2 separate regions of the Homo sapiens genome follow, and region 1 is linked to region 2. Evidence: chromatin loops called from intact Hi-C (ENCODE). Cell type or tissue: ascending aorta. All regions are shown on one strand. Each heading gives the region's core, and the rest is flanking DNA. Links, peaks and the distances in the headings are about the cores only. Region 1 holds the start of NFASC (neurofascin). Region 2 overlaps NFASC (neurofascin).

The links. A loop is a pair of places that touch in the nucleus more often than their neighbours do. Peaks named below come from ENCODE experiments on the same cell type or tissue, not always from the same donor. Only the 100,000 strongest peaks of a DNase experiment are listed, where the experiment ranks them.
Region 1: a loop joins it to region 2, with 2.7 times the contacts of the local background. A loop is called at or near these places in 5 of 110 quality-filtered maps.

What each region holds. Positions count from the first base shown.
Region 1 is chr1:204,824,462-204,833,457 of GRCh38, forward strand. It overlaps NFASC (neurofascin), which reads left to right and starts at 4,191. Exons shown (of 30, transcript NM_001005388.3): 1 at 4,191-4,321. In ascending aorta, for the core only: CTCF peaks have their summits at 4,079 and 5,319; DNase peaks (open chromatin) are centred at 4,190 and 5,549; H3K4me3 peaks cover 2,419 bases; H3K27ac peaks cover 1,137 bases.
Region 2 is chr1:204,887,354-204,896,349 of GRCh38, forward strand. All of the region lies in intron 1 of NFASC (neurofascin), which reads left to right. Among named protein-coding and RNA genes, the nearest start is that of NFASC, 63 kb to the left of the region's middle. In ascending aorta, for the core only: no CTCF peak of the experiment used is centred there; a DNase peak (open chromatin) is centred at 702; H3K27ac peaks cover 2,141 bases.

The DNA.
Region 1 (8,996 bases), core at 349-8,348, 63 kb before region 2:
CACCTGTCTTCCTGCCCTCCTGCATTATGGGGGGGGCCTATATTCCTGGAACTTTCTAAAATTTGCCCCTCTACATTCCTTCTGAACATGCTACTCTGCTTGCTTTTCTGCATCCTCATCCACCTGCTTTGCTAGAGCTCAGCATGACTATCACTCTGCTCTTGTTCTTCCTCATGATAGTGACACAGGATTGTTCCCTTGACCCCCTTTGTGGGCAGGAACTGGAGTGGCTCATTTCACTCAGCCTGCTGATGGCCACTCCTGGCAGAAGGGAGTGTGTGAGTGAGTGCGGGAACCAGAGTGAACGAATGCTAGAACTAGCCGGTCACTCCTCTCTGGTGGGAGCAAGCTCTGTGTGGGCCCTGCAGCAGCATCCAAGTGTGTTGCAATGGATGCTCTTTCAGCTCTGCTGTCCAGAGATGGCCAAGTGTCAGTCAGCTCAGTGGAAGGTCAGGGTGGCAGCCCCTGCCCTCTCAGCACCCGGGTTCTTGTCCAGTGTCCAGGAAGAATCAGGTCACATGAACTGTTTGAAAGGTGATGAGTGTGGAAGACTTTATTGAGTGGTGGTTGGCTCTCAGTGGAAAGGGAGCCTGGAAAGGGGATGGGAAGGTAATCTTTCTCTGAAGCCTGGCTGTCTCCATCTGGGCCCCTCTCTGAAGCCACACTGCCTGAAATTAGCCATGTCTATCCACAGTCTCTGATGTTCAGTTGCTTCTCTGCTCACTGCTCAGCCACTTGTCTCCTTGCCACTCAGCCACTTGTGTTTCTCTGCCAGCTAAAGTCTTTTATGGGCAAGGGATAGGGGCAGGGCAGGCCAAAAAGGCAACATTTGGGAGGAAAAGTGGGGTCAGCTATATCCACTTAGGGCCACAGTTCCAGGCTTAAGGGTGGGGTTTAGCCGGGAGCCCAGCCCTTTTGTATCAGTGGCAGAGTTTCTGTCCTTTGGCACTTGTTATACAATAGGTCGGCGTAAGGGAGTGTTGTGCAGTGGGAGAGGGTACACCCTGGAGACTCTAAGATCTTTGTCCAACTCCCAATTCCACCACTTACCATCTACAGAGTTAGGAAGCAGTCCCTGAGACCATTCTTACTTCTGACCAATTGCAAGCTCAAGCATTCCCAAGACCCCTCTTAGGTCAGTAATTTATTAGAAGGACTCATAGAACTGAGAGCTCATAGGCTCATAATGGTGGTTTATTACAATAAAAGGATACAGATTAGAATTAGCCAAAAGAAGAGACAGGTCAAGCAGAGTCCAGGAGAGTTGCATGTGCAGAGATCGCAGTTATTCTCTCTTGATGAAGCTGAGGACAGTGCTAAAGTCTCCCAGGAACAATGTGTGACACTGCATGCAAAATATTGCTAATCAGGGAAGTTCTTCCAATCCTTAGTGTCCAGGGATTTTATTGGGGCTCAGTCATGTAGTCATGGCTGACCATCCAAGTGGTTGACCTTAGTTTCTAGCCCCTCTGGAGGTTGAGCCGATGCATGCCCAAAGACCCCACCATCCATCATTGTTAGTATAGACTACCTGGTTTTGCCCAAGACCCCCAGGTAGATAAAGATACTCTTATCAGGTGAGATAACCAAGGACTCAGAGATGACCTCCCAGGAGCCAAGGACAAAAGTCAGATCTCTCTAGGGGCAAAGCTAACACTGTACCACACCCCATCTGTGTGATGCTGTACTCTTATTAACCTCACTGGGCATCTATTTCCTCATCAGTAAATTGGGGACAATGATCCCCACCTCACTGGGGTTTCTGAGGAATGAGTAACATAATATATGCAAAAGGCCTAGTATGTGAAAGGCTTCAACAAAAATTAGGTCCTTCCTAGTAAGCTTAAGGGCCTTTGCTCTTATCTTCTAAACTAGCCCAGGGCATTATTCCCTCTTTCCTCTTCTTCCCACCCTGTCTCCCAATTTGCTTTCCCTTTTCCCCCAGAAAAGGATAATACCTTTATTCCCTGTATGTCATTATTAACTTGCTTTTTAAAAAACAAATGTGTGTGTGTTATCATTGTTATAATTTTTAAAACTGTGCTATTGCATGGATTATTACAATGGATGTAATCATTGTCCTCTTGAGCCGCACTGAGTATCCTTGTGCATACACATCTTTGTGGATTGGGCCAGTGATTCTGCAGGCTGGATTCTTTGAGGTGGCATTGATGGGTCAAGGGTGTCATTAAAGTCTTGATGGTACTGCTGTATTGCTCTCCCAAAAAGGCCATACCAAGTTAAACCTCCACCAATGATGCACGAATCTGCCAGTTTCCCCACACTTCCTAGGGACCAGTGTGGAAGAGGATGGCTTCAAGTGCCCGAGACTCATACCTGGGGCTTTCTCTTGGTCTGAGCCCAGGATGAGGCAGGGCTTATGGAATTTCATTGGGAGGAATGAAACACTAGGGAATGTGAAAATCCTGTGACTTGCCATTCACCATGACAGAGGACACAGTGAGTGAGGTTTCAGGTCTGGGTTGAAAGTCCATGCTTGCTGAGGGTTCCAGCCAGAACTAGAGGTGCAAACCCAGGGAAGAAAAAGAAGCAGGAAGGCCAGATAAATGTCAGGAAAGAAAAAGAGCAACCACTTTCTGCCCTCGGTCCTGAGTGAGTCTGTTCCTGACACAGCAGCAGAACAGCCTGCAAGGTGCGTAGGCTCTTCTTAGTCCCCAGAGTCCATCACCAGCAGGGGGTGCCTCTCCCTCCATCAGGACTTGCCTGCAGCTCTGGGACACCACCGAGGCCAAGGAAACACCTTCACCCTCAGGGCCTCTGGGGGTCACCATGCTCCCTTTAGGCCCACACTTAATTTCTTTATACTAAGGCCATGAAACTTGAGTCCCAGTTCAGTTTCAACCACCAAACCACTGTGTGGGGTCCATCTCTCTAGACCTTCGTGTATTTGCTGTTTAAAAGTAATGAAGAAAGGGGAGGGAAGGCTGAACAATAATTAACATTTGTAAAGAACAGTTTGGTTCAGTACCTTATCTCATTGATGCTCACTCTATGCCCATTTTACAGATGGGAAAAAGAAGACTTAGAGAGGTTAAGTGAACTGCCCAAGTTTACCCTGCTGGTAAGCCAGGACTTTCTTGGCAAATCCTGTGATCCTTCAACTTGACCATATTAGAAGATTCTAGTATTGGTGAAATCTAAAACTTGTAGGGCCCATCTTAAAATAGCAAAGTAGTTTTAACTAGGCACTGTCAGATGCATCTGGGCTTTGAATTATTACTTGGGCAGGTTCCTTGAACTTTGGTGTTCTCATCCAGAATAAAAGACAGTGGTGCCAGGGTAGGAGCTATGAGCACAGAGAAAGTAGCCCTTGAATGGGGCCACAGAGGGATGCTGCAGGGGACTGTAGTTTTGGATGAGGAGCTGAACTAGAAGCTTCCAAGTGCTCTTCCAAGACAAAGATTCTATGATTCCCTAACTGGGATCTTTCCACTGTTTCAGGTGATAATTCTGAGCTCAGATCCTGTGCACAGAACCTAATGCAGTCTTCGTGTCAGAGCTAGAAGAGACCTTGGGCGACCACCCAATCAACTTTTCATGGTTCAGTTGTGGAAACTGATGTCCACAGATAAATGTCTTGCTATCATGTCAGATAGTTCTCCAGCCACGACTGAGGCCTGAGTCCCCCTAGGGCAGAGGAAATCTCCCATTTCTAAAAGAAAGCCCCGCACTGTTCATAGCAGTCACAACCTCTCTCACATCCCTGAATCAGGATCCAACGACTTGCCAATCAACAAATGTTGCTGGAGAGTTTACCACAAACAAGTCTCTGTGCTAGGCCCTGAGAACACAAGCTGTCCGGCAACTTCCTGCTCCCTAAAGTCACAGTCTATGGTGGAGGTGCAAACAAGCGATCCTGTTGGGGCTTCAGGGTACTTCCTCCTGTGTGCTTTGCACGTAGTAGGTGCTCAGCGAACGGAAACGGGGAGACTAGTTATCACTCTCCAGGCAAGCCCGCAAAGAGGCCTCAGGTGAAAAGAGAAAGGAGGATTTTTTTTTCCGGCCCTGGCTCTGCGCACCGCTCCCCAGCGCGCCAGGCGGGGCTGCGTCCGGAGCATCCTTCCCTCCGCCTCTGTCCTGGTCCCCGCTCAGCGGCCGCTAGGAGCGCGAAGGGAGGGGCGCGGGGGCGCGCACGCAGGGTGTCGGGGGCGCGCCGGCCGCCCGGGGACGCGCACGGGCTGGTCTCTGCCCTAATGCGGCGGCTGGCGGCGAGAGGCGCTGCAGGGGACGCGGGGGAAGTGGCGGCGCCGGCAGCGGACAGCTCGGACAGCGCCCAGGGCCGGAGCCCGAGCCCTTGGAGGTAGGCGAGCGCGAACACCGGAGAGATGGGGGTAGAGAGTCATGGAAACCCACCTAGCGACACCCCCTTGTTCCCGCCCTCGTCTGTCTCCATCCCCTGACCTGCCCCCTCCCCCTCCGTCCACATTCCCATCCCTTCCCCTCTCCACACTGTCACCTGCCCCGAATCCATCCGATTCTGTTCGTATGCCCACCCCGTCCCCGTCCAGCTCCCAGCCCCCTGCCCACCCCAACACCCTTTCTATCTCGTTGGCCGCGTCCCCTCCCCCTTCCCGCATCCTCAACCCTTTCCCTTTCCTCTCTGTCCCCGCCTCATCCGTGAGCCCTGCCTGCCCTTGTACTTCTGTTTACCTCGACACCCCACTTTGGATGACCCCATGCCTCCTGTATTTCCTACCGCACACATCAGCCCCTTCTTGCCTCCCCTATTCTCTTCCCCATCTCATGCCCCTACCAGTTGGTGTCCTGTCTCTCCATTTGCTCCCTCAGTTTCTGTCCTCCCCTGGTTCCCCCTTGCACGCCCTGTCCCAGCCCCTTCCCAGCTGCCTCTTGGTGTCCTCCTGCATCACAGTCCCTCTCAAGAACCCCGCCTTCTCCCCCCTTTGGCTGTTAGCTGGCCTGACACCCGTCACCTTCCCTAGCTGCCCTTCCTGGTGCTGTGTGGAGCCATACAGCCTGTACCCAGCCCTCCCTCAGTGGCCTCTGGACCCCCCTTCCCTGGGTGGGGATCTTGGTTGTGGAATATAACCCCTTTCTGCATGTTCGATCCTATTTGTGGCTTGGGGAAGAATGCTGGGGGTTAGTAGGCCTCTCTCTTATGTTCCTCTCCAGCCATGCAGCCACTCTACTCCTCTAGCTGTTCAGGTTTGTTTCCTAGATGGATTGGGGGAGGGGGTGCTAGGCATTGGGAAACTAGGATGGGGAAGGGGCAGGGTCCAGGGGAATGACTGAGCAGACTCCTCCTGGGGCTTGGCCTGAGCCCTGATGTAAAGGCCTGGATGAGGAGCCCTGCTGGAGGGCTGGATAATTTTGGATTTTAGAAAAGATTCTGCTTCAGCCTCCAAGTCAGCACTTTGGCATCTGGAGCTGTCATGAGTGTGGCCCATGGGCTGGGCCAAGAGTGGGCAGAGTGCTGAATCACCTAGAATCTGGTCCCCATGGCAGCCCCCATCCTGTCCTGAGCCAGGTTCTGCTCCTGACTCCTTCCTTGGCATTTTGGCATGGGGTGTGTGTGTGTGTGTGTGTGTGTGTGTGTGTGTGTGTGTTGAGCAGAGATGCCTCATCCCTCAGTGTGGGGGAGAGGACAACAATACCCCTTTTCTGCCTGCCTGTGTCCCTGGCATGAGGGCCTAGTGCGTCTCATCTACCCTTGGAAATGTGCTGGGCCCTGCTGGGCCTCAGTCAAATCTCCAGCAAGGCAAGGGCAAGCCACAGGGCTTTGAGACCTGGTTGGACAGGAGTTTAATTGTTTGTGTGGAGCCAAAGCCAGCCTCAGAGCCCACAGAACTTAAAGCAATAGGAGAATAGCCCAGGGAAAATGTGTGTGAAGAGTGGAAGCCTCTGGGGATAGGGGCCATACCAGCTGTGAGGTGGGGGCAGTGGAGGAAGGCAGGCAGAGATCTATCCTCCTTCTGGTTTGGGGATGATTGGATGTGGTGGAATTGCATTGCAGGAAGAATTGAAGGAGATGGGGGCCTGCTACGCAGCTAATACATTTCACCTTTTGTCTTGACTGAGCTGGCACTTCGGAGGGAGTAATTTCTCCCCTTGTCTTTGGATTCAACTGAAGGGGTGTGTTGTGTGTGTTGTGATGTGTGTGTGTGTTGTGATGTGTGTGTGTGTTGTGATGTGTGTGTGTGTTGTGTGATGTGTGTATAGAGAGAGAGAGAGAGAGAGAATTATGCCAGTAAGGAAAGAGACTCACTCCCACTTAGCCCCAGAAATTGTGGTTGCCACTGTGGAACAGGGAATGGCAGCCCGATTCCTGTCTTAGGGGCTTAGACGAAACCCAGAGGCTTAAATTGAGGCGTTAAGAGCGAATTGCAGACAGACTCTGTCCCTTCTCTGCAAGGCTTTCACTTTAGGAATCCAAGTGACTGGACTCCTTCAGCTCCTGTGCAGTAAACTCTGAATGGGCCTCAGGCAGTGCCTGGCAAGGGGATGTGCTGCTGGGGGCACTGGCTGCACCTTGCTTTGTCACCCTTCTCCGTCGCCTCTCCAGCGTGAGAGGGGGTGGGGCTGGAAGCTTTCCCTGGCATCAGTGCCTAAGGGCTGCCAGCTTTTCCTGGTACAGGGAGAAAGCATTACCTGCAGCCGTTGTTGAGAGCTGATTGGATTAAGGTCCTGATGTTGAAATGCTTGACTGGAGCTCAGGTGAAGTGGGGGATTCTAATAACAGTGTACATATTTCCCAGTTTTGTGCAATGAATTTCACCCCTCACCCCCTTGTTTGGCATCAGAAAGAGTACGGAGAAATAAACCAAGGCACACGGAGGGAGAAGCCAGCTCCCCAGAGAGCTGGAGCAAGACCTTCCAATTGTACCTAGCCAGCTCCCTGTGGGCTGAACTGGCTGCGCTCACAAGGGCTGGTTCTTTTAAGGCACACATTGAAGAGGTGGCTGAGAGCTGGGGGTGGGGTTCTGGCTTTGCATTTCTGGGGTGGGTGGGCCAGAGGAGGGTCTGATTTCTGTGGTGAGTGAGAGACAGGATGCCAAGGCTCTGATCAGTATATTGCAACTTGTTTCCTACCTCTGGCTCCACTCTTCTCCCTCAGGCTTTTTTGGAGGCCAGAGGCACCCTGAGATCTTCAAGACCATGGAGGAGCTGGAGTGTGAGAATCATCCCTTTGTCTTTAGAAAAAGAAATTCTTAGGAAATCAGAGAGGGGGAAGCAGAAAAATTCAGTTCTCAGTCTGTTTGCCTGGGGTGATGTTTGGGGTGGGGAGGGGAGAAGTGAGAGGAACGTAAGGCCGGTTTCATACTTACTCATTTAACAAAGATCCATTAAGCCCTACGGTGTGCTGCTCTGCTAGGTGCTGAGACCATAGAGATGAAAAGTAAGCTAGGGTCCAATCTCTCCGAGCTCCTGGGCAATGGAAGAGGAAGACAGGTGATCAGACAAATAACAGATAAGCTTGAGCAAGAGCATCCGGATAGGGATGTTACACAGCGGGATCTTTAATTCCAGTGGTATCAGCACCCTGCTCTCCACAGCTATGAAGAGGGCTTGGCTGATGCTATCCGGAATGGTAGCTCAGGGCTGACCCTGAAGTTGACTCTCAGGAAAAGGGTAGGGGACAAGATGAGGTTCAAGGTGTTGTCAGATCCCCAGCTTGAAGGGCTAGAGGGGTAATGTTCTGTGTGAACACCTGTGTGAACAAGGTGAACCCGGCTAGATGTGGCTAGAACCTGATAGGGGAATACCCAAAGGGAGCTCTGTGATGAGGTCGAGGCTGCTTAACTCTCCCAATCCCATCTTCTAAGCTCTTGTATTTTAGGGGTAAAGTGTGGCTGGATATGCTTAGAATGTCAGTGAGTCAGAGGAAAGAGGCTCTGGGAGCTACTCGTGTGTAGGCAAGATGCACAGGGATGTGCTGAGAGGCAAGGCGAGGAAAAATATTGTGAGGACTGCAAGGTTCACACACCTGCAAGGTGTGTGAAAGGATTTGGCATTATGGGGAGGTCAGAGTCAGGTGGGAGTCATTGATGGGGAGGGCAAGTTGTTGGTAAGCAGGAGAGGTCCTTAGAAGCTATACACTTGACCACAGATTCCCGCAAATATCCATAGCCGAAGTGGGAAAATAGCCTAAGGAGAGAGACTGTCAGTTTCATCTGTCTGAGTAGCCCCTCTTTTCCCCCACACACCCATTTTTGTTCATTTCATCAATGTATCCTGAGCCTTTGAATCTGTCAGGAGCTGTGCAAGCTATTGGGCATGTAAGTCAAATTGGAGACACAGAAATGAAACCAAATTAAGACTCAGCACAAGAACTGCTATAATTGAGGTTAGATGAATTCCTGGTGTTGTAGGAGCATGGCTGAGGGGTCATAGTGAGCAGTAGGATCTGGAGTGATTGCACCAAACTGTCTGGACAGACCCCTGCCTTGGCTTGAGCAAGTTGATGACAAACCTTTGGGCACTTACAATGCCCAGCTAAGGCCCAGGTCTAGCTGCAAGGGCCCAGGCCTAACTGTAAGGGCAGATGTTGGATGCATATGGCCTGGTCCCTGGACTGCAGAAGAGGGCCTGGGAGTTAATGGCTGTGCGGGGTGCTTGAGTAGGCACTTCCACAGCTTTGCTGACCCAGGACATTGGTTAGATTGTGCCAGCTTGAGAACTCTCAGGCCACCCTTTTTTCATTAGGTCTTGAGGCAAGCCAGAAAAAAATAAAAGTGGCGTAATAACAATAGTCACCATTATCGAGTTCTTTCTATGTGCTAGGCACCCTACTCTATGCTTTATATGCATCATTTCATTTCATCCTCAAAGGGTTAACCCTACAAATGAGATATTGTTAAGTTGCTGGTTTTACAGAAAATGACAGATTCAGAGAAGCTGTTACTTGTTGAAGATTACAGAACAGGTGAGTTGCAGAGCTAGAATCTAAACCTTTATTTGTTTGACTTCAAAGCCTGTGCTCCTCTCCCATATGTCGTACTGAGCCCCACCTCCCACCC
Region 2 (8,996 bases), core at 281-8,280:
ATAGACCTTTATTTGCATGGATATACCACATTTTGTTTATCCATTGTCAATGGACATTTGGGTTGTTTCCACCTTTTAGCTTTTGCAAATCATGTTGCTATGAACATGGGTGTACAAACAGCTCTTCAAGTGCCTGCTTCCAATTCTTTGGCATATCTGTACCTGGATATGATGTGGAATTGCTGGATTATGTGGTAATTCCATGTTTAATTTTTTTGAGGAGCCTGATTGGCTTTTTTTTTTTTTTTTTTTTTTTTTTTTTTGAGACAGGGTCTTACTCTGTTGCTGTCACCCAGGCTGGGGTAAGATCATGGCTCACTGTAGCTTCGAACTCCCAGGCTCAAACAGTCCTCCCACCTCAGCCTCCCAAGTAGCTGGGACCACAGGTGTGTACCACAACGCTCAGCTAATTTTTTATATTTTTTGTAGAGCCAGGGTTTTGCCATGTTGGCCAGGCTGGTCTCAAACTCCTGGGCCCAAGCAATCAGCCCGCCTTGGCCTCTGAAAGTGCTGGGATTACAGGCATGAGCCACCATACCTGGCCCCTGATTGGCTGTTAATTCTGGGAGTTGGAGGCTGGAAATACAGCTCTGTTCTTAATAAATTGGTGGGTAAACAGAGCCTGAACAGTCCCTGGCTCTTACCCATCTGGTGCTACTCTTGGTGCTCCCCTGAGGCCTTGTGATAAAAGAGACCCTGTTATTCACAGTTCATGGCCGGAGGCTGCAAATGGTCTCTAGGGTTTTCTCTCTTCTCCCCCTTGGCTCTCTCTGATTTCCGTGTCACCAGTTTCCATCCATATTTGTCTCCCTCTTTGCCTTTGGGCAGTTATCTGCTTGTATTTCTGTCTACCAAATCTAGCCAACCCCAAAGCACTCCCACTGTACTGCAGAACCAAGTCTGGAACCAATGGGTCAGCTTCATTACACTTGCCAAAAGACAAAATTACAACAAATTTAGTTAAAGATCGAATTAGCTTTTATTTGTGATCCTAGAATTGGGCAATACCTCATTCTTTAAAATGGAATGAGTGTTCCCATGACCTGAGCAGAGGAGGTTGGCTTTATAAGCAGAAAAAAGCTGAAGAAAACAGTCACAGAGAACAAAAAGCAGATTGGTCATTTCAAACTAACTGTCCTTCTAGGGTTAAAACAGAGGGGACTTCCTTATGCTGACTCAGGTTGACTGGAATCTTCTGGATTTTTGAAAACTGGCCCATTTCAAAGTTTGGTTTGATTCCATGGCACTGAGCACAAGTGACCTCGCATAAACTTTGTTTAATACACAACACCTTAAATTCTGTAATGAAATGGGATTGTAATCTAAGGAGGCAGTATGCCAGGTCATGGGGTGGGAAGACCTCCCATATAGTAGAGATTTTAAAATGCTTACAGAATTAAATGAATGAGTATGACAAGATGGCAAGAATGCTGTCAGGCAGAGCTCTAGGGCTGGCCATTTTGTAGGAAACAGCCAATTACATGGGTTGGTTTTCACCACAATCCAGCAGTCTGGGGATCCACCAACTCTAGGGAACCCTGTGCTGCCCTAGAGTTAGAGGAGGCAATGGGGAAGCCTCATGCTTTCTGCTTCTGAATGATCCCAGCTTGAGAGTTGAAGCACGAGTCTTCCTTGGGGTTCACCCTGGTTGGGATGCTTCCCGTGGGTTGTCAGGCAGTGAGTCCAGGAGTCAGCCGTGTTTCAGGAGCTCAAGGGCAAGAACGACCAGGCTTTGGTTTTGTTGATTCGAGGTTTCTGCCTGTCTGCACAACCTCGAATTTCTCTTACCTGATTTCAGGGAATATTGTGAAACTCTAAAACCAAAACTATTATTTTTTACATTTAAGGAAACTTAAAATGATACAATATTCTTTTCCTAGGTGATTTACAAAATCCTTCTGTCAATGAAGTTAAACTAATAGCAGCCAAGTATAGAGCCCCCATAAGGCTTGTTTCCACATCACCTTCCCAACTTTCCCAGGATCAGTTAACTGAGTGGATAGGTTACTTTAAAGAAAATGTTTTGAAGCAGCATGATGCCTATTATTGATGTCATCAGAAATTACCCTTTTGGTGATAGTACAAGTGCTTCATTACGCAGGTTAACAGGAAAAGTGAAGCAGGTGTGGTAGTTAATCCACAAAATCCATATTGGCTCAGAATAGCAGGTTATTTTGTGACAGCAGAAGCTACCACCTTTCTGAATAGTCTTACGGTGTTCACTTTTACCCACACACTGGTGAATATCTTCTCAGCCCTGGGGACTTTGTGTTTCCCTTCCTCCAGGCTATGTTCCCTGAAGGAGGTAGTCTAGACGTCCGCCCCCAGTGTGCAATATCCTTGTTTCCTTTCCTCAATTAGAATGGAGGCTTCTCAGAGATCCCAGATCCCAGAAACAGTCCGGGAAGGCCAATGTACTGGGTGGTAATTGGTGAGATTTATCTGGCGGCTGGGAGCTGTCATCAGGTTTTCAGAGTACAAATTTGTATTAATAGAATCCATTAACATCAGTGCTTGCAGCAAATTGTAACCAGACTCCACCTTATCACAGCACCATGCTACTGCTTCAGAGGGTAATTCCCCTCCGGCAGCCGACTTCTCTTTCCTGCTGTTCTGTGTGTAAAAATGAGAGGATGTTTATTTCCTCGGGGCTGTAACAAAGTCATCAAATGAGACCAAAAAGGTCTTTGTGGGCCTCCCCTATCTCTGAGAGCTGCTCTGGTGCCATCTGCTTAGGGTGAGGCTGAGCACACAGGCAAATTGGTTGACTTGCCTGACAGAAGATGTAGGGGAAGAGTTGTTTCTTATTTAAAATCCCCTGAGGTGGAGGCTGTGCGATGACCCCTGGGTAACACCTATCCCTTCCTGCATCCATCCATTCACGCAGGTTGTGTTGGCTGCACATGTGCTCATGCTGAAGCAGCCCAGAGTGCAGAGCTGTGAGACCTGCTGCATGCCTGCCCAGAGCCCCCATGTGATTGAGGGATCCAGACGGCACTATGTGAAAACCTAGGAAGCAATACAGGGCAGGCCTGGGGGCAACCAACCCCATCCTTTTATAAGTAAATAAAGTGGGCACGGGAAACTTAGCTTTTTCTCTTGAACTTGGTATGAAGAAAAATCAGAAGGGGAGAAGGGAAACATTTTCAGTAGCTTAAGTAAAGGTCCTTGAGAAAAAGGATGCCTGGTGTCTTTGGAAAGCAGGGAGGCACTTTTTTTTTTTTCTTTTTTTTTGAGATGGAGTCTCACTCTGTCGCCCAGGCTAAAATATAATAGCATGATCTCTGCTCACTGCAACCTCTGCCTCCCAGGTCCCAGCTATTCTCCTGCCTCAGCCTCCCGAGTGGCTGGAATTACAGGCGCCCACCACCACACCTGGCTAATTTTTGTATTTTTAGTAGAGACAGGGTTTTGCCATGTTGGCCAGGCTGGTTTCTAACTTCTGACCTCGGGTGATCCACCCGCCTCAGCTGCCCAAAGTGTTGGGATTACAGGCGTGAGCCACCGCACCTGGCCAGGGAGGCACTTTTCTAAGAAGTGGGTGGTAGAGGGAGTGATAGTGGCATGCATCCCCTGATGCTCACCCAATGGTCTCACCCTGGTAGTGGGCCAGGCCTTCTCCCAAGGATAGTGGGATGAGCCAAGAAGGTATTACTTCAATTCAGGGCCAGAAATTTGGGTCTCCATTGAAGCAGCTAGACATAAGGTGCCTAAAGTCATACTTGAGAGTAGAATGTAAAGGTCTCTTCCCTGATTGGGTCCTAGGTCACTTGGCATCTTGGCATGGAATCCCTAGAAAGCAGAACCTCGGGCAAGGCTTATGTGTTACAACTTTATTAGGGAGTGCAATCCCAGAGAACAGAAGTGAAGGAACAGGCAAGAAGGGCGAGGAGAGGATGAGCCAATATGAGGATGCCCCCACTTCCTGGTCTCAAACCCAACCAGTGGCTCAGGCTATTGGAAGTGTAGAGATGGACTGTTGCTAGGGACAGTGCATCAGGAGAAGGGCCACCCTTTCCCACTGGTCAAAGTTTCAAACCATGGGTCATTAATTCCCCTGAATTTCTGGGTTGCACATGCCTGGGATCTCTGAATAGGTCCTACTTTATCTCACCCCTCATTGTCAATAAGAGGCCCTAGGGCTAGAAGCAAGAGGTGCAGGAAGCTAGGCATACGTCGTGGCACTGTGGGGTGGTGCCTGTATGAAGTGGGTAGCTCTTGCAGAGATAGTCACTACAGCGGTATTTGGAGCCCTGTAAACATGTGCCTGAGAGCATCTGAAATGGCACTGGACCACACACCTCTATAGCACTGTGGATGGGCATCAGGATAGATTTTCTTTCAGTACTGCCAGGAGTGTGGGGCACAGAGTGGGGCTGGAGTAGGTTGGTCCAGGAAACATTATTGTTTTCCTATGGGGGACTCCTTGCAGGCTTGATGAAATGCCTGGCAAGTCCAGAGGAAGGACACAGAGATGAAGAGGCACGTTGCCCAGGCAGGCAACAAGCATGGCTGCCACTTACCTGCTGCAGCCAAAACTTACGGCCAAACTAACCCAGTCTACGAGGAAACCTAGTACCATAATCTTCTCCAGCCCTAGCCTCCATGGAGCCCTGTACCTAGCCTAGGGAAGAAGATACCATGGGCTCCTCTGTTATTACTGAGCATCAGGAATGTGCCTTGTATGCTGTAGGCATGCATTTTTTTAAGTAAATGAGTAAGCCCCATAGCAAGCAATTTTAATCACAGGAAGGTGGCTCAGAGTTGGTAAAAAGGAAATATATTAAGGGAAAGTGAGTTCTCTGATGCTGACTACACATTTGAGGACTGTTTTTGCTAGGTTAGCTTAACCCTTCTTTATCCACCTTGAATAGTTAACCCCTTCCTTTCCTGAACTCTTAACGACTTTCAGTTCCTTAGCAAATGTAGCAACACTGTCTGCTCTAGTATCCACTGTCTTGTTGCATAACAAGCCACCCCAAAACTTAGTGGCTTAAAACAACCATTTTATGTATTCACAATCTATGAGTCAACAAGTTAAGCTGGGCTCTGTTGGGAGATTCTTCTGATGGCCATGTCAGGTGTCACTCATGTAGCGACAGTCATCTGGTGGCCCCAGTACAGCTGGATGATCTCAGATGGCCTCACATGGCTGACATGCACTGCTGTCAGCTGGTTGGTCTAGGGCTGTGCTGTCCAAAATGGTAGCCACTAGCCCATGTGACTATTGAGCACTTGAAATGTGGCTGACCTGAATTGAGATGAGCTGTAAGTATAAACTTTCCATGTTTAATGTAAACTATCTCGTTAATAGTTCTCGATAGTTCTTATGTATTGATTAGAAGCTGATAATATTTTGAATCTTGGGTTAAATAAAATACATTATTAAAATTGAATTGATTTCACCTGTTTCTTTTTACTTCTTTAATATGACTATTACAGAATTCGGAAAAATCCCATTTGTGGCTTACACTATCATATCTCTATTGGACAGTTACTGGGTTGTGCTAAAGCACGCCCACCTGGCATTTGACCCAGATATTCTAAGGTTCTAAGGAAGTCTGTATCATCCATGGCTACAGCAAAGCAAAACTGTACCATGTGTCTTGCAGAAACTCAAGATGAATGTTGTTAGGAAGCAAAAAAACAATGACTAGGTTTCATAGTAATCCCATGAGACTTGAACTAAAGAATCTGTAGGAAGCAAGAATGTAAGGGATAGAGTAAATAGATACTCTGGAGCCAAAATATAGGAGTTGGGTGTGGGAGACTTGGAGAGGGAGAAGAAGCTGCTTTTCAAGTCTAGCTGGTGAACATGCTAGATGGTGTTATTCACTGATAATGTGACTGTAAGGAGGAAGAGAAGATTTGGTAGGATGATCATGGGTCTGGTCTTAAATATGTTGTTTTTAAGGTCCCAGTGGAGATCCAAGTGGAGATAGTTACTGAACAGCTGAAAATATAGATTTAATGGTGGGAGAGATGCTTGGACATGAGAAATCAATATGGGAGTCATTATTGAGCAGGAGGTGATTGCAACCATTGGTGAAGATAAGATTTCCCAGGGAGATTGTGGAGACTAAGAGCATCTCTGAGAGTGGCACCTGGGAAATGCCCATGTTTGAAGTACAGAGAAAGGAAACAAACGTCTGCAGAATACCAAGAAGTGATCTAGCAGCAGGGCCTAGTACCAGATCTAAAATTGCTAAAGAAAGAGAGGAAGCAAGATTCCATGGTGAGCCGTGTGTTCTTCATCTTTTTGTTCCCCAAAGGGCATTATACAAAGAAGACGCACAATTAATGTTTGTCGAATTAGATGAAGTTGCATTGTATTGCGCTGCACTGTATTGCGCTAACTCAAGCTCTGCTGCCTCCTGGGCTGCTCTGGCAGTTTTAGGCTTTCCCCCACTCTGTCAAGCTTCTCCCCCTTTGCCTCTCTTATTCAGTAAGTCCATTATACAGTAAAGCTTTGTTGCCCAACTAAATATTTTAGGAACTTAGTAAAAGCTGGTGTGAATTATGTCACCAATTCCCATTTGCCTGCCTTTAGATGGCTAACAACGCCCAGATAGCAGAGGCTGAAGGAAAAGGACATTAATGACCTCTCATAACAAGTAGTCTGGATGTAGGTGCTTTCAGATTTGGGGCAGGACTTCAGTTATAAAGGACCCAGGCTTTTTTTGCCTGGCCACTTTGGAATCTTCAGCTTATCAACTCTTTGTACCTGGATGTATCACCTCATAGTTATAAGCATCATGTCCTAAAATAGTCAACTTCTTGGTAGGAATAAGATATCAGGCCTCTGCTGTATCTTTGGCAGAGATTAAAAAAATATTTGTCAAAAGTTTCCCCAGCTGACTTCCTCATGCCTCATTGGCCAACTTGGCCATATGCCCATCCTTAAACCAACTACTGGCAAAGGGGAATGTTATTATCATGCTTGGCTTAGCCAAATCATGTCTTATCCCTTGGAGCTGGGGAAGAAGATGGGAATGGCTGTTGGGTAGGAGGAAATGCATTTTGTCTTCCATACTCATTTTTAGGGGATGGGGTTCCTTGTAATTTAGTTTCAAAAACATTCAATTCAACATTTATTGAGTGCTTACTGTGTATCAAGAACAGTTGTTTTACCATTGAGGCAAATATTAATTACAAAGAGCCTAGATATTAGCATGCTGAGTAGATCCTTCTGCCTACCACCTCTTGTTGGCCCTCTGTTATTCCTTGGAATTCTTTCTAGTTGGGATGCTAAACCAGTCCTCTGCCCTCCTGGCCTCCCCTTCAGCTCCTCCCTTTAAAACATTTTACCACCTATTCCCCTTTTGATTTTTAATCAGTCTCCCTCAGTCTCACCTTCCATCAGTCAACCTCAGTGTCACCTTCAAGCTTGTTTTCTTACTGTTTTTCTTCCTGCATCATCCACTGTCTTCTGAGTCATGCCTTTCATTATGCCATTCTCAGGAGTCATCTGCTCACCTCTGCTGACTATTCCCGATTTGGACACCATCCCTGGCTCCAGAAGTTCTAGTGATTCCCTATTGCCTGTTACATGAGGTCTTTAGCCTGGCAGAAGGTTATCTACCTAATTACTAACAGTGTTGCCTCCAAAAGAGACTTGAATGAGAGAAGGGAGCATTGAGGGGTTTATTCACTTAATCTTTATTCTTTGAATCTTTTTACTGCTGGAATGTCTTCTGTGTTGCTTGCATAGTTTAAAAAAACTGAAAACCTCTAGTCTAACATTCCAAATGTTCTGTTTTTTCCAGTTCCTCTCCTACTACTCTTTTACACAAACTTTCCTCTCCATCCAAACTGGTATCCTTCCTGCCCATAAGAACAGCCTTGAGTTATTATTGCTCACACCACAACCCAATATCATATGACCCCTGCCTGTCCCTCCTGACTTACCTAATTTCTGCCACTACTCAAGCTTTCAAGACCCAGACTGTCTACACTTTACCCAACAGCCCCGTCCCATTTCCTGCCAGCCCCTTCCCACTACCACCAGCTTCTTTTAATTTCTTCCTTCTCTGAACTCCTGCTTCAGTTTTGCTGTAGTACATCAGGGATTGGCTCTGAACATGTCTGCCCCTTTGTGTCATTCAACCCTGCTTTTTTACTACTGCCTAATAGAGGATGTGCATCCATTCTCACAGCTTTTACTCATTCACCCCCTGATTTTTGCTGATGACCATGTATGTGGCTGGATTGACCACAACAGTGGGCAGTCAGGATTTCAGCTTACAAAGATGGGCTTTAAGATGTGATCTCCAGAAATGCATTGCCTATAAACTGGAACATCTGAACTATTCATTTCACTTTTAGATGTTTACTTCCTGGTAATATCACTGATATTGTAACCTTGAGGCATTATTTGAATACCACATTGTTACTTTTCAGTGCTGTATTTCCAAACCAGTACTCACAAATATCCTCATTTTTTAAATACTTAAGACCCTACATTTGAATTTGAGCATCTATGTTCCCAACCCCCTTTATGTAAGTGACTCCTCTAACATCATAATCACCTTCTTAGAGATATAGGATCCTCAGTCTTGGGTGCCTTCTTCAGGTTTCTACTTTCCTCCCCAACCTGTAAGAGGTTGAGAATGAAGGGAATTTGTTCTGCAAAGGGGATCAGTGTCCAATCTATTGGATTCCTTGAGATTATTTTGTTTAGGAGCTTCTGAGCTGCGAACAGCTTTGCCCACTCTCTGGCCTGGAAGAGATGGCATGGAGAAGGCCAAAAGGAACAATCTGGAGGAGAGGAAGTGGGGTGCGGTAATCAGAAAAGCTGAATGCAGAGAACTGAGGTGCATCGCCTGAAGCTGCCGCAAAATCAGTGGGAGGGGGAACATTGCAGCCCCCGCCTGTGGCTGCTGCTTGTTGGGTTTAGTAATTGTATTCTGAGTAGCATTTAGACTGGCATTTAGACGGGTCTAGAATGTGAATTCTTGCAGGGGAGGCAGCCAGCACAATCCTGCTTTGTTCCAGTT